2 separate regions of the Homo sapiens genome follow, and region 1 is linked to region 2. The links are chromatin loops, found by intact Hi-C in ENCODE. Cell type or tissue: heart right ventricle. All regions are shown on one strand. Links, peaks and the distances in the headings refer to the core of each region. The heading gives the core; the rest is flanking DNA. Region 1 has its middle 5.3 kb from the start of ONECUT3. Region 2 has its middle 42 kb from the start of TCF3.

Region 1 (2,905 bases), core at 248-2,747, 53 kb before region 2:
TCCATCGAATCCTCATCGCTCTCGGGCCGCGCCGCCCGCCTCGCGCTCGGCAAACACCGCGCTTGTTTGCGCCGGGGCACCGAGGCTGGGCGGCCGCGGCTGGCCGGGGAGCGGAGGGGTTGGTCCCTGGGGCCCCGCGTCCTCGTCCCCTCCCTCAGCAGCTTGGCCTCCGTCGTCCCAGAGTTCTGGGACACAATTAGAGGAGGGAATTCTATGCCCTCTTCTCGGGGCTCTGTCTGGCAGGCGCGGGAGACGGCCGGGCGCGGGACTTCCGCCGCATCGCCCTGGCCGCGCCTCAGTTTCCCCATCTAGAAAGTAACACGCTGGGGCGGGGGCGTCCGAGGGTGCCCGAGGGGAAGGGTCCGGGCTCAGGCGGGAGGTCAGGCTGCTCTCCTCTCGCGGCCTCCGCCTGCTTTGCCTCCTCTGTGCCCGGCCCGACCGATGCAGGTCAGAGAGCCGGGCTGGGGGTTGAGGCGCAGCCGGAGGGGTCTGGGGACAGGAACGCGCCCCGTCTCGCAGGCCTGGGCCCCTCCTCACTGGACGCCGTTGGAATCGTCTCCCCGCAGCGTGCGCTCAGGAGAAAACCAGTTCGTTTGCTGCAGTTTGCACTGTGGGAAAATGGGGCTTGGCGGCGAGGGGCGCGGGCTGCAGCCCCCGCCGGAGGGTGCGCGGGAGGGGAACGGCCTGGATCAGGGGTTGGGGGCCTGGAGAACGCCCCACTCCAGGGCTCGGCTGACAGCCTGGGGACTGGACGCTGCAGGCCACGGACTTCCCCGACGCAACGAAACCCGCGTTGGGCGCCGCGCTCCGGAGGGGCCCAATCGTCGGCCCAGCGGCGGGGTTCGCGGCCCCCGCAGCTGAGCGGGATCCCGGCGCTGAGTTAAACCACCTGAGCGCCCTCCCTGCCCTGCCAGAAGACAGGCTCCTTTAGCCATTAAACATGTAAATATCTAGATTTAATTCTCTGCGCACTCTTCTGGGATGGAGGCAGCCGGCGGATCCCGGAGCGGGGCTCGGCGGCCCGCGGTGGGTTGGTTTGCGGAGGCGCCGGGCTAGGGGACCCGAGCAAGGCTGCAGCGGGGCTGCCCTCGGGGCGTCTCCAGGGCCGCCGGTTCTGCGGGACCCGAGCTCGCCGGCTTGGACACCTGGGAGTGTCCACTCTGCACCCTGAAAGCCGAGACGAGACGACAGGTGGGTGGGGGGAGCACAGGCCTGGGGGCGCCCACTTCGCAGATGCAGAGACAGAGGTCCTGGTCGGGAGTGAGGACCCCGCCCCGGGAGGGTCCGAGGGGCGTCCCCAGGTGGGTTAGGCTGGGCGCATCTGGCTCTGAGCCTCACCTGGGCCTGGCCTGTTCCGGGCCGGAATGGCGCCTCGATTAAGGCGCGGTTTATCTGGACACGCCCGGGCGCTTTCTGCTGGGTCAGGAAGTGGGGAGAGCACGGCACCTCCTCCCCGCAAGACCGACCAACGCCCACGTCCTTGCCTCTCTCTTTGGGTCTGTCTCGCCTCGTGGACCTCTGGGTGGGGAGGGGGTGTTGGACTGGGGAATGGGGAATGGGGAAAGGGGAAGGGATTCGCACCTCCTTAGGCAGAATCTGCAGACCGGGGATGGGGGAGGGGAACCAGGCCATTCGCTGGATTTAGCAAACTTCTCAGATCACTCCTGCTCCCCTGCCCCCACCACCCTAGAGCTGCGGCCACAGCCTCTGTCCCTCCCGCTGGGGCTCCCATACTTAGGGAGGGGAAAAGTCATCCCCATCCCCCTGAGATCAGAACTGGGGAGGCGGCAGTCCTCCCTTCCTGGAGGAGGAGCCCTGAGGTTGGGTTTTGTAGGATGTGTAGGAGTCCAAGTCAGGTAGGCCAATGGAAGGACGAAAAGACTCCTTGTCATCTGAGGAAGAGGCGGTGGGGCTGGGGAGGCGTCTGGCGTTAGCCCAGTTTCGGGGCCCTCACAGGACTTCATTAGGGAATGTTTGTTGAATGAGTCAATGAGATAAAACTGAATGAAGCTGGGGTGTGTGGGGGGGGGGCATGTGTTCAAAGCCAGGCCTTGAATGCCAGGCTGGGGGTGGTTGGGCCTTCTCTCCCTGGCTGTGAGGCCAAGCAGGGAGGGTCCCGGGCGGCCCTTAGTATAATCCCCCCACCCCACAGGTTAGTACGCACCCAGGGAGGCCATCACAGATGTGGTGGGGTGGAATGACTCACCCCCTCTCCGTGCTGTGCGGTGTGTGTGTGTGTATGTGTGTGTGTGTGTGTGTGTGGCGGGCGGTGGGGGGTGGCGGGCGGTGGGGAGTGGCTGGGGGAGCTTTGTCCCTGGGCCAGCAGGTGAGTCACCTTGCGCTAGAAGAAAGCTTGTTTCTCCCATTGTTCAATCAGCAGCCACCTTCCGGGCTCGCCAGGGGTGGGGTGGCGTCCCCCATTCCCTGGGGGAGGGGTACGTCCTGCAGGTCCCCGCTCTATCTCCTGCCCCATCCCCACTGTACCTGCAGGGAGCTAGGGGCAGGGGTACTCTGAGGAAGCAACTCCAATTATTCCCATTTTTCAGGTGAGGAAACTGAGGCACAGGGAGGTCCTGAGATCTGCCTCAGGCCACCAGCTGGCGAGCTGACCTAGGCCCGAGGGACTGGGCGGCGGGGAGCTGAGTCCCAGCACGCTGAGTCCCAGTGAGTGCGTGCTGTGTGGACACGCTCAGCATCCAATCTGGCTGGCGGTGGAGCCGGTCTCTGGAGAGGGTTGGCCACGCAGAGAGTCTCAGCTGAGCTCCTGAGTAGAAACGCGGATCTCAGTTACAGAGAACGTTCCCTGCGCCAGGGTCCCCCTCCGACCCAGCCCTTCGGGCGATCCCAGGGAGCGCAGGACCCTCTGGACCCGGCAGTTGGGGGAGCTCTTCAGCCTGAGCTGGAG
Region 2 (2,905 bases), core at 183-2,682:
GCTTTTTTCTTTCTTCTACAGTCTCTCTCAACTTGTCATAGTTTTCTTCAATTTGCTATTCCACATCATTCTACAGTTTATTTTACATATTTTTTAGACAGAGTCTCACTTTCGCCCAGGCTGGAGTGCAGTGGTGCAATCACAGCTTGCTGAGGCCTTGACTTCCTGGGCTCAAGTGATCCTCCCATCTCAGCCTCCCAAGTAGCTGGCACCACAGGCATGCACCACCACTGTATTAGCCTGTTTTCATGCTGCTGATAAAGACGTACCTGAGACTGGGAAGAAAAAGAGGTTTAATGGTCTGGGCACAGTGGCTCACGCCTGTAATCCCAGCACTTTGGGAGGCTGAGGTGGGAAGATCATGAAGTCAGGAGATCGAGGCTATCCTGGCTAACATGGTGAAACCCCATCTCTACTAAAAATACAAAAAATTAGCTGGGCCTGGTGGTGTGCACCTGTAGTCCCAGCTACTCAGGAGGCTGAGGCAGGAGAATGGTGTGAACCCAGGAGGTAGAGGTTACAGTAAGCCAAGATTACGCCACTGCACTGCAGCCTGGGTGACAGAGCGAGACTCCACCTCAATAAAAGAAAAGAAAAGAAAAAAAAAAGAGGTTTAATGGACTCACACTTCCACACGTCTGAGGAGGCCTCACAATCATGGTGGAAGGCAAGGAGGAGCAAGTCATGCCTTACATGGATGGCAGCAGGCAGAGAGAGCTTGTGCAGGGAAACGCCCGTTTTTAAACCATCAGATCTCGCGAGACTCATTTACTATCACGAGAACAGCGCAGAAAAGACCCGCCCCCATAATTCAATCACCTCCCACAGGGTTCCTCCCACGACACGTGGGAATTGTGGGAGCTACAATGCAAGATGAGATTTGGGTGGGGACACAGCCAAGCCATATCCACCACACTTGACTGATGTTTTCATTGTTTTGTAGAGATGGGGTCTCACTGTGTTAGCCAGGAAGGTCTCAAACTCCTGGGCTCGCATGATCCTCTCACCTCGAATTCCCAAAGTGCTGGGATCCCAAAGGCGTGAACCACCTAAAATTTTTTTAATTTTTAAATTTTAAAAAACTTTTAAATTTTTTTAAGCCTAAAATTTTTAAAATTTAATTTATTATTGTGAATTTGACCATTCATCTTTATGCTATGTAATGCCAGGTTTAAATACAACTATTGAAAGAATTTCATCATTTGGTCTGGAAATATTGGCTATGGTTCTTTAAGAACATGTGACTTGTCTACAGAATCACCTAAATTAGGCCATTTGTGTTTTGGAGATTGCATGAGCATATGTGTTTGGTTCTGATGGGAACAACTGAAACACTGAACAAAATTAACCTGTTTTTATTTCACTTTTTCTTTCCTTTTCTTTTCTTTTTTTTGGAGATGGGATCTCACTCTGTTGCCAAGGTGGGAATGCAGTGGTGCAATCACAGCTCACTGCCACCTCAACCTCCTGGGCTCAAGCAACCCTCCAGCATCAGCCTTCAGAGTAGCTGGGACTGGAGGCATGTACCACCATGCTCGGCTTATTGTTTGTTCATTTTTTTGTTTTTTAGAGATGGGGTCTTGCTATGTTTTCCAGGCTAGTCTTGAGCTCCTGGGCTCAAGCAATCCTCCCACCTTGGCCTCCCAAAGCGCTGGGATTACAGGTATGAGCCACCATGCCCAGCCTTTATTTTACCTCTTCGTGCACGCCTATTCTACCAACTCTCTCACACACTCACCTGGTACTCGTTTTGGGTCTCGCTGAACTCTCATGAGCTGTGGGATCCTGGATCTCTGTGCCCCTGGGCATAGTGACCACTAGGTGCAAACAGACCAACATGGAATAGCTAAGCACACACGTTTTCAGGACCTCCCTTGCTCACAGGCTCGCTCCACTGTTCCACTGGACTTCACTTATAAAACACAAGTTCAGGCTGGGCGTGGCCAAGGTGGGTAGATCACGAGGTCAGGAGTTTGAGGCCAGCCTGGCCAATGTGGTGAAACCCCATCTCTACTAAAAATACAAAAAAATTAGCCGGGTGTGGTGGCTCACACCTGTAATCCCAGCTACTTAGGAGGCTGAGGCAGAAGAATCACTTGAACCTGGGAGGCAAAGATTACAGTAAGCTGAGATCACACCACTGCACTCCAGCCTGGGTGACAGAGCGAGACTGCATTAAAAACAAACAAACACACACACACACACACACACACACACACACACACACAAGTTCAAAGATCAAATTAGCAAAAGCATCAAGATGGTGACAGACACCAGAGCATTAAGCCAAACATGAAACCCTGAACCACTGGGCTACACATCCATGAAGCCGGACCAGCCAGATGGGCCTGGTAGACAGCAGGCACTTAACAAATGCTTGCCAAGTAAATCGTTGGAATATGTTGGAGATCATCTAATCTCTGGGGGTTTGCAGTGTTCCTGGCAGCCTCAGAGGCTGTGAACATCTCCCAGCTCCAAGGTAGGGTCAGGAATGGGGGAGTTGTGTAGGGAAGTGTCCTCTGGGCGAGCTGAATAGTGGCCCCCCACAGATGTGCACCCCCGAATCCTAATCCCTGAAACCTATGGATAGGTCACTTTACATCCCTAAAGGGACTCTGCAGATGGGACTAAATGAAGGACCTTGGATAGGAGATCATACTGGATTATCTGGGGGATGCCCAATGTCCTCACAGGGTTCTTTTAAGAGGCGGCGGGAGGGCCAGGAGCAGTGGCTCATGCTTGTGATCCCAGCACTTTGGGAAGCCAAGGTGGGTGGATCACTTGAGGTCAGGAGTTCGAGACCAGCCTGGCCAACATGGTGTAACCCCGTCTCTACTAAAAATACAAAATTAGCTGGGCGTGGTGGCAGGTGCCTGTAATCCCAGCTACTCAGGAGGCTGAGCCA

Evidence for each region. Peaks named below come from ENCODE experiments on the same cell type or tissue, not always from the same donor. Only the 100,000 strongest peaks of a DNase experiment are listed, where the experiment ranks them.
Region 1: it touches region 2 in a loop (1.8-fold over the local background); 5 of 110 quality-filtered maps call a loop at or near these places.

What each region holds. Positions count from the first base shown.
Region 1 is chr19:1,746,775-1,749,679 of GRCh38, reverse strand. No RefSeq gene overlaps it. Among named protein-coding and RNA genes, the nearest start is that of ONECUT3, 5.3 kb to the left of the region's middle. RefSeq lists enhancers at 1,195-1,244, 771-1,289, 1,290-1,809, 1,367-2,566. In heart right ventricle, for the core only: no CTCF peak of the experiment used is centred there; a DNase peak (open chromatin) is centred at 1,301; H3K27me3 peaks cover 2,387 bases.
Region 2 is chr19:1,693,494-1,696,398 of GRCh38, reverse strand. No RefSeq gene overlaps it. Among named protein-coding and RNA genes, the nearest start is that of TCF3, 42 kb to the right of the region's middle. In heart right ventricle, for the core only: no CTCF peak of the experiment used is centred there; no DNase peak of the experiment used is centred there; H3K27me3 peaks cover 782 bases.